Regions from separate parts of the Homo sapiens genome. Here region 1 is linked to region 2. Evidence: read pairs that join two places in POLR2A ChIA-PET (ENCODE). Cell type or tissue: K562. All regions are shown on one strand. Each heading gives the region's core, and the rest is flanking DNA. Links, peaks and the distances in the headings are about the cores only. Region 1 has its middle 64 kb from the start of GALNT9. Region 2 overlaps EP400 (E1A binding protein p400).

The links. ChIA-PET counts read pairs that join two places held together with the same protein. Peaks named below come from ENCODE experiments on the same cell type or tissue, not always from the same donor. Only the 100,000 strongest peaks of a DNase experiment are listed, where the experiment ranks them.
Region 1: POLR2A ChIA-PET joins it to region 2 with 7 read pairs; 2 of 35 experiments call an interaction of 5 or more read pairs at or near these places.

The regions. Positions count from the first base shown.
Region 1 is chr12:132,389,916-132,397,168 of GRCh38, forward strand. No RefSeq gene overlaps it. Among named protein-coding and RNA genes, the nearest start is that of GALNT9, 64 kb to the left of the region's middle. In K562, for the core only: a CTCF peak has its summit at 3,037 (motif pointing right); DNase peaks (open chromatin) are centred at 3,676 and 4,366; H3K27me3 peaks cover 2,275 bases.
Region 2 is chr12:131,952,004-131,959,256 of GRCh38, forward strand. The region is part of intron 1 of EP400 (E1A binding protein p400); the gene reads left to right. Among named protein-coding and RNA genes, the nearest start is that of EP400, 5.7 kb to the left of the region's middle. RefSeq lists a silencer at 2,701-2,995. In K562, for the core only: no CTCF peak of the experiment used is centred there; DNase peaks (open chromatin) are centred at 4,003 and 6,288.

The sequences.
Region 1 (7,253 bases), core at 772-5,771, 440 kb after region 2:
GGCTCCTCCCCACTTCCCAGGCTCCTCCGCCCTTCCAGACCCAGCTCCAATCTCGCCCAAAGCTCCCCGAGCCCTGCCCCCACCCCCGCCCCCGCCCCCCACCTGGGCTCAGTCCAGCCAGGCCGACCCCAGCCCCGTCCTCTGCACACAGGGCCACCTAGCACAAAGGCCTTGGCACTCCTGTGCCTGCACCAAGTTTTGGCCTTTCCCCCAACCCCGTCTAGCTGGGAGTGGGGGTCTCAGGCCTGTGGCAGGCAGGAGGGCACAGCCATGGGCCGATGGGAAATGCAGTGGCTGACAGAAAGTGTCACTCTGGCAGGTGACAGGGTGGGCGGGGCAGGGCCGGGACGGGAGGTGGGCTTGCCCCTCAGCTCTCATCCATGCACTCTTCTGAAATTATGCTTGGAACTTGTACTGCGTCAATGACAATCACGGGCTGCCTGTCTCGGGTGTGCGGATGGGGCCTGGAACATGGCCTGCGTTCATCTTCTGAAACCAAGGACCCCACGCTCCCTGGCACAAAAGGGCTCTGGGGAGGCACAAATGGCCCCTGGTGGCCGCTGTGGCGACTGTGGCCTCGGGGCCTCCTTACCTGGGCCAGGTTAACCACCCTGTAAGCTGCACTGCACGGAGTACCAGGCACCACGTGAGCTGAGCTGGAGCTGGGGACGCAGGAGGTGCCGCAGCCCCAGCTCACAGGCGTGTCCCAATTCAAGGCCCCCGCAAACTGTCACAAAAGCAGGAGGAGGCACCAGGGAGAGAAGGGCAGGGCTGGAGATCCACAGCCGGCCGAGGGCACGGGTGTGGGCAAGGCCCTGTCCACCCAACAAGGGCCACCCTGCAGCCTCTGGCTAGCCTCCCCGTGCCCAGGGCTGCTGCCTCTGCTTTCAGGAGGAGCCACATCACCTGACTGAGGTGAAAGTAATTCTAAGTAACCACAGACTGAAAAAGAGGAGGACGGCTGTGTGGAGAGAATTTTGGTTAAGGGGTCCCAAGGCCCCCTATTCAGCTGACCCCACTCCTGACCCTCCCCTGTCCAGGCCCTAACACAGCCGTCACCCCTCTCTGCTTATGAAGAACCTCATATGGGAACACGGGTGCTCCTGGTTTCTCTGGCTGCAAATTCACGCCTGCACTCTGAGAAGAAAAGCAGATGGGAGATGTGTGATAGGTGCCTTCCAAAGCTGTGTGTGACAGGCGCACTCGAGCACAGCCGGACGTGGTCAGGGATGCAGCCACACCAGGATGTGCTTTCAGAAATCCTCCTTAATGCTTGCTCAGATGGCTGGGATCATTATTTATTTGCCTATTCTTACCTTTTGCTATTTCAGAGTGAAACACATTATCCTAAGAAGCTCCCTTTTCGAGGGAAGAAAAAGGAAAGAGGTACCGATTTCAATGTTACAGAGGGAAATTCAGAGTGGAAACAGAACGCCAGACGCTGCCCAGGATGAGGGTCCAGCGAGAGCAGGTGGCTGCAGCCAAGGTGACAGCAAAAGACCCCCAAGATCCGCCACCCGAGCACGTGCGCCCGTCAAGCTCCACCATCCGAGCACGTGCGCCCGTCAAGCTCCACCATCCGAGCACGTGCGCCCGTCAAGCTCCACCATCTGAGCACGTGCACCCAGCAGACGAGACGCAGCCGAGATGACAGCAAATAAGCACAATCCATTCACCAGACCCCAAACACCGCCACTGGAACACAGGCGCCCAACAGGCCAGACGAAACGCCGCTCTTGACGCCTCATGGGACCATCTCCCCTCACCGGGCCCAGCCATCACACTTTCTAACACTGGGGGTGGCTGCAGGTGATAGAGACCTGGAAGAACTGTTGCCTCCACGAGAGAGGCGTTTGCTCTCCTTCCCTCGAGAGCAGAGGCCGAGGGCCCAGGGCCACCATGACGAGTCCACTCCTCCAAGTCTCCCAGGCTCTGGGGCCCAGGCATCCTCTATCCGGCCACACCGTTCTCCCTGGAGACCCTCTGCCACCCCACTCTCCCCCGGGACCCTCCGCCACCCACTCTCCCCGGGGACCCTCCGGCCACCCCACTCTCCCCCGGGACCCTCCGGCCACCCCGCTCTCCCTGGGGACCCTCCGCCACCCCACTCTCCCCCGGGACCCTCCAACCACCCCGCTCTCCCCAGGGACCCTCCGGCCACCCCGCTCTCCCCAGGGACCCTCCGCCACCCCGCTCTCCCCCGGGACCCTCCGGCCACCCCGTTCTCCCCGGGGACCCTCCGCCACCCCGCTCTCCCCCGGGACCCTCCGGCCACCCCGTTCTCCCCAGGGACCCTCCGCCACCCCGCTCTCCCCCGGGACCCTCCGGCCACCCCGTTCTCCCCGGGGACCCTCCGCCACCCCGCTCTCCCCCGGGACCCTCCGGCCACCCCGTTCTCCCCGGGGACCCTCCACCACCCCGCTCTCCCCCGGGACCCTCCGGCCACCCCGTTCTCCCCGGGGACCCTCCGCCACCCCGCTCTCCCCCGGGACCCTCCGGCCACCCCGTTCTCCCCGGGGACCCTCCACCACCCCGCTCTCCCCCGGGACCCTCCGGCCACCCCGTTCTCCCCGGGGACCCTCCGCCACCCCACTCTCCCCCGGGACCCTCCAACCACCCCACTCTCCCCCCGGACCCTCCGGCCACCCTGCTCTCCCCGGGGACCCTCCGCCACCCACTCTCCCCCGGGACCCTCCGACCACGTTGCTCTTCCCAGGGTTCTGGCACAGCCCACAGGACATCGTGGGAATGCCTGGACTGCGCCGCCCCTGGAGCCCATAACCTGTCACTCTCATCTCAACTCCTGTCAGCGAATTTCCTCTTTGTGTGTGTGCGTAAACCACTTTGAGGTGTGCTCTGTCCCTGTGATTAAACACCTGGTGGATTATCAAAGCTGCGTGATGTCAGGGCTGTGATGCCTTTGTAGCAAGGTGAAGTCCTCAAGTTTCTGAGTTCAGATCCTCCGCGTGGACCCTGGAGCGTGGGGGCCACAGGGCCCAGAAAGTGCCTCAGCGTCGGACGACCGTGGAGCCGGCAGATGGCGCCCAGCAGCAGGTATCCCGGGGGACCTACCGGCTCCAGCCTGGTCTACGACCCTCACTGAAGATGCTCTTACCTGTAGGAAGGTGCCGGGGACCCAAATGACAAACATCCCACTGACTTGGGCTCCAGGAACCATGTGTGGTGCTGAGGTTCAGGCGGCGTATCCGACTGGACCATCTTCACTGCGATGGCAGCAGCTAACCTAGACTGGCTTAAGTAGAAAAGGAAATATGTTGATTTAGGTCAGTGAAAAGTCCAGACGCTGGTGGGCTCAGGGAGTGCTGGACACAGAGCCTGGTGTACCTGGGAGGATGCTCACCTCCCCAGCCCTGCTCTGCTCTCCCAGTTCCAGTTTCAAACAAGCTGCCCCCATGGGGCAAGACGGCGGCAGAGGTTGCAGCCAAACCCTCCTGGAAGTGGCTCCAGCCCAGGGTCATCGGTCAGAACTTGTGTTCGGGAAGAGGCAAGGCTCTGGCCAGCTCAAGAGCAGAACATGAGGCCCCTCAAAACACCGGATGGGGAAGGGAAAGGGGCTCAGTTCTCAGTGACAGTGAGACACAGAGACTGTGAGATGGCGTCATGCAAACGGACGGGGACGGTCATCCTCAGGGTGGACGGGCGCTGACTCACCAGGGAGCCACCCTGGAGAGATGGGAGGCGGGACTCAGAGCCAGAGGCAGGGACCGAGCCTCCAGACCAGACTGAGGACTGACTAAACAAGGAGAGGCGAAAGCACCTCCGCATGAGACAGGCCACCAGGGCCAGGTCCGTTTACCGTTGGGCGACCACACCTTTCCATAGCAACAACCCCACGACCCAGGAGTTACCACCTTTTTCTGGAAATGTCTGCCTAACCTGCCCCTTCATCTGCACGAAATTAAGCGTGGGTATAAATGAGGCTGCAGAACTGTGCTGTGCGGCTGCCCTCGACGCCCTGCCTATGGGGGGGCTGCAACCCTGCACCTCTGTAAACCTGCTTCTCCCACCACCAGCTGGCTCTTGAATTCATTCCTGAGTGAAGCCAAGAAGCCTCCCGGGCTCAGCCCCAGTTTGGGGCTCCCCTGTCCTGCATCACTGGGGGAGAGTGAAGGAGAAAGCCGAGTCACCCTGGGGAGGCCGAGTCAGTCATCCAAGAGAGAACGGGTGCTGAGTCACCTGGGACAGTGGGCGCCGAGTCACCCGGGGACAGTGGGCGCCGAGTCACCCCGGGGACACTGGGCGCCGAGTCACCCGGGGACAGTGGGCGCCGAGTCACCCCGGGGACAGTGGGCGCCGAGTCACCCGGGACAGTAGACACCGAGTCACCCCGGAGACAGTGGGTGCTGAGTCACTCTGAGACAGTGGGTGCTGAGTCACCCGGGGACAGCCACAGGCTCCATGGATTAAGACCCGAGGTCTTCAGAGGCCGTCACTGGCCTCCCACAGAGACCTGTACTGGAGGTGATGCTGACCAGCTCTGACTAGTGCGTTGCAACCGGGGAGCCGCTTAGCTGTGCACAGCCTGCAGTGAATCCTGAACTCCATCCTTACGGCGTTCTACACACACAGACACACAGACACGCCAGCAAACCCATATGCACATGTACATACACACACATATATGCACACATGCACTTCCAAACACACTTCTACACACATGCACACACAGACACACAGACATTCCAGCAAACCCATATGCATATGTACACACACATATATGCACACATACACATATATGCACACACGAATACACATGCAAGCACATGTACATGCAAACACATCTGGACACATGTAAACACATGCCACACACATGTAAACACATGCCACACACATGCTTGTATACACACATATACACACATGCCCCGCATACACACGTGCACAGATACAGAGCTATACACGTCCAGACATGAACACATACATGTACACATATGTGCACACATACATACACACTTGCAAATGCACATGCTCGTACATGGGCTGCATGTGTATGCATAGATACATGTGAGCACGTACATATGCACACACATGAAGTCACACATAGACATACAGACGTGCATGGATTGTGAACATACATATACACATGTGTGCATGTATGTGAACAAATGCACCTGTGCATGTATGCAGGTACACATGCATGCATACACAAACATGCACATATACACACATACACCTACATACATGTGAACTCAAACATGCACAGACAGACACCCCTGGTGCTTCCTGGGATCGCCTCCCAGTAAGCTACAAACACTTAGGCCCTTGTCTCATGCTTTCTGGGAGAGCCCCAGCCAGTGCCAGGGAAGCCTGTGCCCCCCCCGGCCCCGTGGGTCACCTGCTCACTCTGACCCACCGACGCAGCTGGGGGAAGAAACCTGCTCACTGGCCAGTCCAGGTCGTTGGCCCTACAGAGCGAGGGGTGGAGCCAGCACCTCTCGGGCCAGATGCAGCCTGCGGGGTGGGAGGTTCCTGGAGGAAGACGCAGGGCCCTGTTACCAAAGGAAGGGTCCAAGGATGCCAGGAGGCAAAACAAGAGACATCCAAGTAAAGGCTGGGTGTGCAGGGAGACCCCGATCGGCCCACTCCTGCATGTTCCACAGATACGGCATCTCAGGGACGCCAGCGCCCTGGGACCCGCATCGTCCTGGCTTTGAGGGTTCTGTGGTTCCATGTGTGAAAAAAATGAGCACCAATGAGCAGGATGCGCTCCTCTCTAATCTGCCTGATGCTTGATCCCGCAGCCAGCTCTGGCTGGTTTCCTACCACCTGTCCCCGGGGCCAGCGCACCCATGTCCAGTGACGCAGTGGCACGCTCCCCCAAAACGTGCAGGCACTTTGAATATGCGTAATTCAAAATGCACATGTTCACAGAAACAGGAGTGGCACGGCAGGGGTGGCGTGGCCCTCCACCGAGCAGAGGAAGCCTGAGAAGGGCCCAGTGCCTCCACCACCAGCTGAACGTGAAGGCAGGGAAGCGCCGGGGGCTCAGACCTGAAGTGCGCAGCCATGCTGCCTCGGCATCACACTGAAACCAGCCCTGGGTAAGCGTGTGTGGGAGAGAAACACACTGTAACCTGGACCTTGGGCCCCGGTCCTTCACAGCTCTGGAGTCACCCACGTTTCCTTAACGTCCAAATGAGGCGGCCTGGGTGCCCACCCCACCTGCTGGGAGGACCCGGCAAATCCCCCGCAGCCTGTCAGAAGCCCGAGGACCCCGGCCCCCATCTCCTGCCTCGTCTGTGGGACATTCTCCTTCCGTCTCACTCCCCAGAGCAGGCGACGGCCCCCGCGGCACTGCCGAGACCGGGAGGTTGCAGCAAGACACTGACCAAACATCTTCAGGAAACAAGCGAGTGAGCAGCTCCGCGGAACGTGAGGCAGCAGGAGACTCACGGGGGTCTTTGCGTCCCCACCCCTCCGCGGACCCTGGATCTCCAGGGACCCAGCCCCTCCAGCAGCAAGGCCTTCTCCTGCAGCCACTCCCATGTGCTTGGGACAGCCCTACTGAGGAGAGAGGCCATTTTTCTTATTGTCTCCTGTCTCTGAAGAGAAGGAGGAAGTAAAAGCTGAAAAATAACAGGAATGAAGTCAGTGGCAAGATCAGCCGGTGCCACTGATGACCAGAGGCCTGAGGTTAAAAGATTATCCCCCCACTCTAACCACATGTGCTCTCAACCTACCGCGACCCTTTCACGTGGAACCCCTTAGATTTGTAAGCCCTTAAAAAGGGCCAGGGAATCTGTCTTCGGAGAGCTCAGTTCTTGAGACACGGGTCTGCCGATGCTCCCGGCCGAATAAAGCCAAATCCTTCCTTAACCCGGTGTCTGAGGGGTTTTGTCCGCGGCTCGCCCTGCTACACCGCAACCATCCCCATACCCCCAAATCTAGAGAAGAGGAAAACCTCTGCCTGCCCCACTCGATCCTCTTCCCCGCAAGCACCTCGCTTGGCCAGCAAGGTGTGAAGGAGAAGTCTCCGTAAGAGGCAAAGGCAGAAATAAAACAATTCACGAATTCATTTCCTGAATAGAAACAGATTTGGTGCTTTTAAAAGCTGGTCTTCTTCTTGTCGTTTACATTTTTATGAAATTAACCTGTGTCCCTAAGTTTTAGAAGTGAGACCACAGTGAACAAGCAGCTGTGGCCACCCTCCCCTGGCCCCCCTGGCCTTTCACCTGTGTCTCCGGGCATTTGTCTACTCGGCCGCCCTCCCCGGGCCCCCTCCTGGCCTTTCACCT
Region 2 (7,253 bases), core at 1,473-6,472:
TTGAACTCCTGACCTCAGGTGATCTGCCCGCCTCGGCCTCCCCTTTGCTGGGATTACAGGCATGGTGAGCCACTGCACCTGGCCTTTTTTTTTGTATTTTTAGTAGAAAAATGGGGTTTCACCCCCCATCTCTACTAAAAATACAAAAAATTAATCGGGCGTGGTGGTGGGTGCCTGTAGTCCCAGCTACTCGGGAGGCTGAGGCAGGAGAATGGGGTGAACCTGGGAGGCGGAGCTTGCAGTGAGCGGAGATTGCGCCACTGCACTCCAGCCTGGGCGACAGAGCGAGACTCTGTCTCAAAAAAAAAAAAAAAAAAAAAAAGAAAAAGAAATAGGGTTTCACCATGTTGGCCAGGCTGGTCTCAAACTCCTGATCTCAGTGATCCACCCACTTCGGCCTCCCAAAGTGCTGGGATTACAGGTGTGAGCCACCGCGCCCGGCCCCAATAGCTTGTTTTTGTTTTTGTTTTTGTTGTGGAGACAGGGTCTTGCTCTGTCACCCAGGCTGGAGTGCAGTGGCATGATCATAGCTTTACTGCAGCTGTGACTTCTTGAGCTCAAGTGATCTCCTCCCAGGTAACTGGGACTATAGGTGTGTGGCACCACGCCGTGCTAATTTTTGATTTTTTGTAGAGACACTATCTCACTGTGTTGCCCAGGCTTGTCTTGAATTCTTGGACTCAAGACATCCTCTGGTCTCAGTCTCCCACCGTGTTGGAATTACAGGTTTGAGACACTGTTCCCAGCCTGTTTCTTTTTATTGTTGAGGAGTACTCCTTGGTGTGAACGTACCGGTTTGTCTGTTGCCCGCTGATGGACCATTTGGATTGTTTCCAGTTCTTTGTTTTCCATCTTTTTTTTTAATAAGGGTAACACATGAACAGTTCACATTGAAAGATATCCAAACAACACAGAAATACATAGAGCTCGTTAAGAGTTCCTTTGCCCTTTCTCCCCATTCATCAGCTCCCCACAGCTACCAAATTTGGAATTCATTTTTCTGGGTTTCTTTCCATACATCAGAACATGCATTCTCAGTGAGGGCGATATCTCCAACAAGGGAGTGAAAATTAGTTATTGGAAGAAGGGTGAAAAAACTTAGGCATTACAGTGATTTGTGGCCTCCCGAAGATCCCAGTTCCTGAACAGATGTACAGTGTGGTATATCTGTGTACAGCTGTAGTATTAAAATTCCATGGGGAGGCAATTAGGAGAGAAACTTATACAGATGTTCCTTAGCGGGGCCGTGGAAAAATAAAGATCAAGAAACAACAGTAGAATGATGGATTGGGGATTTATAACCTTATTATTTGGTGTTTGATGAAGCACTTCTTCAGTTTTTCTTGAACTTCTCTCACAAGCTGAAATAGATCCCACCTGTTCTAGTATAGGAGCTTTGGTTCATAAGGTTAAGGACCCACTACTACCTCCATGATTTAAAATCCTTGGAATTGTAGCCTGTTAAATGGAAGGGACATTGGAGACATTGAGGGGAGGCTTTCCTGTTGATCCACCATTACAGCACCCTGACAGGTCAGTTCTCTGTAGTAACATACAGTGTGATAAGCCCTAGACAATTTTCAAATTCAGTTTAGCCCACTTGGTATCATTCGGAATTTATATATTTCAGGAACTAGTATGGTACTTCTGTAATGTGCCCTTTGGTGGGAGAATAATGAAGGTTTTGTTAGCATATAGATCTTGGGTTAGTAGCTTTTAATTTGTTACGTGACATCTAGTGTTATCATCTTATATTGAAAGTATTTTTTGTAACATTTATTATGAAAAATTTCAAAGATACACAGAGATTGAAAGAATTTTGTGGTTGGCTGGGTGGGGTGGCTCACGCCTGTAATCCAAGCACTTTGGGAGGCTGAGGCAGGTGGATCATATGAGATCAGGAGTTTGAGACCACCCTGGCCAACGTGGTGAAACTCCGTCTGTACTAAAAATACAAAAATTAGCCGGTTGTGGTGGCTCACACCTGTAGTCCCAGCTACTCAGGAGGCTGAGGCATGAGAATCGCTTGAGCCCAGGAGACAGAGGTTGCAGTGAGCTGAGATTGCGCCGCAGCACTCGAGTTTAGGTGACTGAGTGAGACTCTGTCTTAAAAAACAAGAGAAAATTTTACGGTGAACACTAGTATACCTGCCACTTAGTTTCCATTAAACATTTTACCATACCTGCTTCATCATACCTTTTTATCCATTTGTCTTAAAATTAAAAAAAAAAAAACCAACACATTTCAAAATGTGTGTGTGTCAGCGTCTCTGTAGAGAGTTGAATTAAAATTAGGGGCCAGGCCAGGTGTGGTGGCTCATGCCTGTAATCCCAGCACTTTGGGAGATTAAGGCAGGAGAATTGTTTGAGCCCCAGTAGTTCGAGACCAGCCTGGGGAATATGTTGAAACCCTGTCTATACAAAAAAATACAAAAATTTGGCTGGGCGCAGTGGCTCGTGCCTGTAATCCCAGCACTTTGGGAGGTCGAAACAGGTGGATCACTTGAGGTTAGGAGTTGGAGACCAGTCTGGCCAACATAGTGAAACCCTGTCTCTATTAAAAATACAAAAATTGGCCGGGCGTGGTGGTGTACGCCTGTAATCCCAGCTACTCAGGAGGCTGAGGCAGGAGAATCGCTTGAACCCGGGAGGCGGAGGGCGCAGTGAGCCGAAATCACGCCAGTGCACTCCAGCCTGGGTGATAGAGTGAGACTCCATCTCAGAAAAAAAAAAAAAAAAAAAAAATGGGCGTGGTGGTGTGTGCCTATAGTCCCAGCTATTTGGGAGGCTGAGGTGGGAGGATTGCTTGTGGCCAGGAGTTTAAGACTAGCATAGGCAACATGGTGAAACCTCGTCTGTACAAAAAATACAAAAATTAGCTGGCTGTGGTGGCGTGTAAGTCCCAGCTACTCAGGAGGCTGAAGTGGGAGGTTTGCTTGAACCTGGAAGGCAGAGGTTACAGTGGGCCAGGATTGTGCCACTATACTGCAGCCTGGGTGACAGAGTGAGACCTTATGTCAAAAAAAGAGAAAAAATTAGGAGTAAAAATTGAGTTAAAATTAGAAACTTAGTCGTTAAAAATTTTTAAAGTTGTTTAGCCACCATTGGTAGCTTTGCTATCCATTAGGATACCTGTACTATGTTTTTGAGAAGTGTTATTTTAGATAAACAGTTTCTTTGCATTATAGTTGATTGTCTTTGTTTCTCTAATGTGGCTATAACATCACTGAGGTCAGGAACCATTTAATAAAATTGAAGTATAATTTACATATGGTAAAAGTTTATGCTTTTTTTTTGAGACGGAGTTTCGCTCTTGTTGCCCAAGCTGGAGTGCAATGGTGTGATCTTGGCTTACTGCAACCTCCGCCTCCTGGGTTCAAGCAATTCTCTTGCCTCAGCCTCCCGAGTAGCTGGGATTACAGGTGCGCACCACCATGCCCGGCTAATTTTGTATTATTGGTAGGGATGGGGTTTCTCCACGTTGGTCAGGCTGGTCTTGAACTCCGGACCTCAGGTGATCCACCCGCCTCAGCCTCCCAAAGTGTTGGGATTACGGGCGTGAGCCAGCGTGCTCATCCAAGTTTATGCTTTTTAGTGTATGGTTGAATTTTTTTTCTTAGTCCATTTAATGTTGCCATCTGTGTACTTTTTGTTTTTTTGAGACAGAATCTCGCTCTGTTGCCCAGGCTGGAGTGTAGTGGTGTGATCTTGGCTCATTGCATCCTCCACCTCCCAGGTTCAAGGGATTCTTCTTCCTCAGCCTCCCGAGTAGCTGTGATTACAGGAACATGCAACCATGCCCAGCTAATTTTTGTATTTTTAGTAGAGACGGGGGTTTCACCATGTTGGCCAGGCTGTTCTCGAACTCCTGACCTCAGGTGATCCGCCCGCCTCGGCCTCCCAAAGTGCTGGGATTACAGGCATGAGTCACTGCACCCAGCCCATCTGTGTACTTTTGAGAGACACATTCCATCTTGTAACCATTATCACAAATCAAGCTGTAGCTACGGTTCTTTACTTCCCCATTTCCTCATGCATCTCTCTAGTCAGCTCCATCTCCGCCTTCAGCCCCTGTCAGGTTCTGTTCTAGTCTCTGTCCCCACCATTCTCCTTGTCCGGAATGTCATGCCAGTGACCCACGCAGCCCTCGGCCTCTGTTACTTGGCATCTTGCACCTGAGACTCAACTGTGTTGTGGGTGTGTCAGTGGTTTGTTCCTTGGCGTTGCTGGGTTGTGTCTGTTGTATGGCTGTATCATGGTTTGATGTGTCTGCTCATCAGGGGAAGGTCAGTTTTAATATTCTGATACGTTTCAGTGGGTCCTTTTCTGTATGTTTAACTTAGTGATTGTGTTATGCAATTGGTAACCTGCTTTTTTCACTTAATGTATCTGGAAATTTTGGTTTTATTACTTATTTTCCATCTAGAACTTCAACATTGGAAATTTCTGATTATGCTTTTTAATTTTTTTTGTTATTCTACAGTGAGTATTGTTTATGTACAGTTTTTTAGGTTGGTAGGTTAATTTCCTTCGGGTAGATTTCTAGAAGTAGGGTTACTAGGCCAAAGGTTTTGGGGTCACATGGGTTCATTCCACTTTCCTACTGCTGTATGCAGTCTACTCCTACAGGGCGTTTTTTGGGTTCTGAACCCATTTGAAATCTTTTCTACACCTTCCCAAATTGCTTCTGTAATTCCCTTTAGCAGGATTAGTGGAGTGCCAGTTGTCTGATTTAATGTCTTGGCTAAGTGGATCTAGGGAAATATTTATTTTAGTCTGTATTCCTCTTTTTAGTAGCAAGGTTGGTCATTTTCCTCTAAGCTGGTTAAGTACATGCTTTTCTCCTTTTGTGAACTGTCTTTTTTTGTCCTTTTTTTTTTTTTTTTTTTTAGGAGTCTCACTCCTTTGCCCAGGCTGGAGTGCAGTGGCAAGCCCTTGGCTCACTGCAACCTCCACCTCCTGGGTTCAAGCAATTCTCCTGCCTCAGCCTCCCAAGTAGCTGGGATTACAGGCATGTGCCACCACGCCCGGCTAATTTTTTGTATTTAATAGAGACAGGGTTTTACCATATTGGTCAGGCTGGTCTCAAAGTCCTGACCTCAGGTGATCCACCCACCTCAGCCTCCCAAAGTGCTGGGATTACAGGCATGAGCCACTATGCCCAGCCTCTTTTTGTCTTTAATTAATTTTTCTACTGGGATTTTAATGTTTTTCTTACCGATTTGTATGAGTGCTTTTTATGGTATTGGTAATAGCTTTTTGTCGTACCTAGTTCAAATATTCTTTCCAAGATAATTTGGTTTTAGATTTTGATGATTTACTTTTTGAGTTTTAAACATTTAAAAATTATCTTCAAATCTTTCTATTTTTTCAGTTACAACTTTATTATTTTTAAGGTTAGGAAATTGAATTTCCTTCAGAGATTTAGTAAATACTCACTTTTGTGTTCGGTTTTTTAATGTTTTGGTTTTTTTTTTTTCCTGTCACCTACCAGAAGGAACGTTTTGATTTTTCTTTCTTTCTTTTTTTTTTTTTACATTAAATGTAAAACTTGGAAAGTTAGCTTATAAAAATGCTTTATTTATTTATTTATTTATTTATTTGCTTGTTTGAGACAGTTTTGGTTTTGTTGCCCAGGCTGGAGTGCAATGGCTCAGTCTCGGCTCACTGCAACCTCCGCCTCTCAGGTTCAAGCGATTCTTCTGCCTCAGCCTCCCAAGTAGCTGGGATTACAGACGTGTGCTACCACGCCCAGCTAATTTTTGTATTTTTAGTAGAAATGGGGTTTCACCATGTTGGTTAGGCTGGTGTCGAACTCCTGACCTCCAGTGATCCGCCTATCTTGGCCTCCCAAAGTGCTGGGATTACAGGCATGAGCCACCAGACCCCACCATGTAATTTATTTTGATGTATGGTTTGTGATGAGAGTTTAAGTTGAATTTCTCAATGCATTAATTTGTTTTTATGACATAACTTTAAAATTCCTAACCCTTACCTTTCCCCTGGTTTTCTGAATTACTATATGTGAGAGAGTTTCTTTCTAGCCCTCATTTTCTCTTACTGATCTCCTTTGACACTCTGGGAATGTATTGTAAGGAAATAATCCCGAATATACTCTACCTATGTTAATTTAGCTTTTGTGCCAGTTTCACACTAATCTCCTATCATAATGTTTGTTTAGTAAGATCAGGAACAGAAGCTTGTTTTGAAAGTAATAAGCATTGTTAACTGCCCCCACCTGGAGCTCCTGTCCCCTGCACCCACTCTGATGGGCTCTCTGCCGGGTGGTGGGAGGGGCATGCTCTTGGGTGTCTCTGTGGCCTTGCTCTTCCCTTAAGATCTGTTTGTTGCAGCCTGCGTGCTGTCTTCTGACTCCATCTTCAGAAACTAACCATCTGATCAAAGCATGCCTTTCTGCTGCTAGTTTAAATATGCACTTTTTAAATGTTTGTTAGGAATATGCTTGTGCATTTATAAATTCTGTAGTCTTTGATTTCATATATACATGTATTTCAGCCAGGTACCCAAGACTTAGAAGAGCCTTATACGTTTTGTAACTTCTTTTTTTGGAGATGGAATCTTGTTCTTCATTGCAGCATCGATTTCCTGGGCTCAGGCGGTCTCCTTTGGCCTCCTGAGTAGCTGAGACTAAGGCTGCTACATTGCCACCATGGCTGGCTAATTTTTGTATTTTTCTTGTAGAGATGGGGTCTCACTATGTTGCCTAGGCTGGTCTTGTACACCTGACCTCAAGTGATCCTCCTGTCTCAGCCTCCCCAGGTGCTGGCATTACAGGTGTGAGCCACCATGCCTGGCCATTTTTTATCTTCTGTAGATTCATGGTTTTTAAAAATCCGTTGTCCATTTTCTCACAGAGATAAGCAGTGATGTCCTTGCGATGAACAAGGGGTCTTGTTTGTCTTGGAGTAAGCAAGAAGAAGCTCCCTGATAGCTGTCCAGCCAGGGTTGAGGTGAAGGCACCTCAAGAAGACAGGGGCACCTGGGTGTGTCCAGCAGGACTGGAGAAGTCTGAATGGTGGCACCCAGGTCAAGCTGGCTTCTGTGGCAGGCCTAAGTGTGAACTGGAACATTGCGGAGTGGTGTGGCTCCTCACCCACTGGCTCAGTGCTAAACTGTGCCACCAAGAGTCCATCTGCTTCCCTTGAAAACTTGAATGAGATTTTTGCTCCTTTATGACAGAAGTTAGCTATTAAATAGATTGAAGCAGCAGCTGCCCCCTTGATGTGGGACAG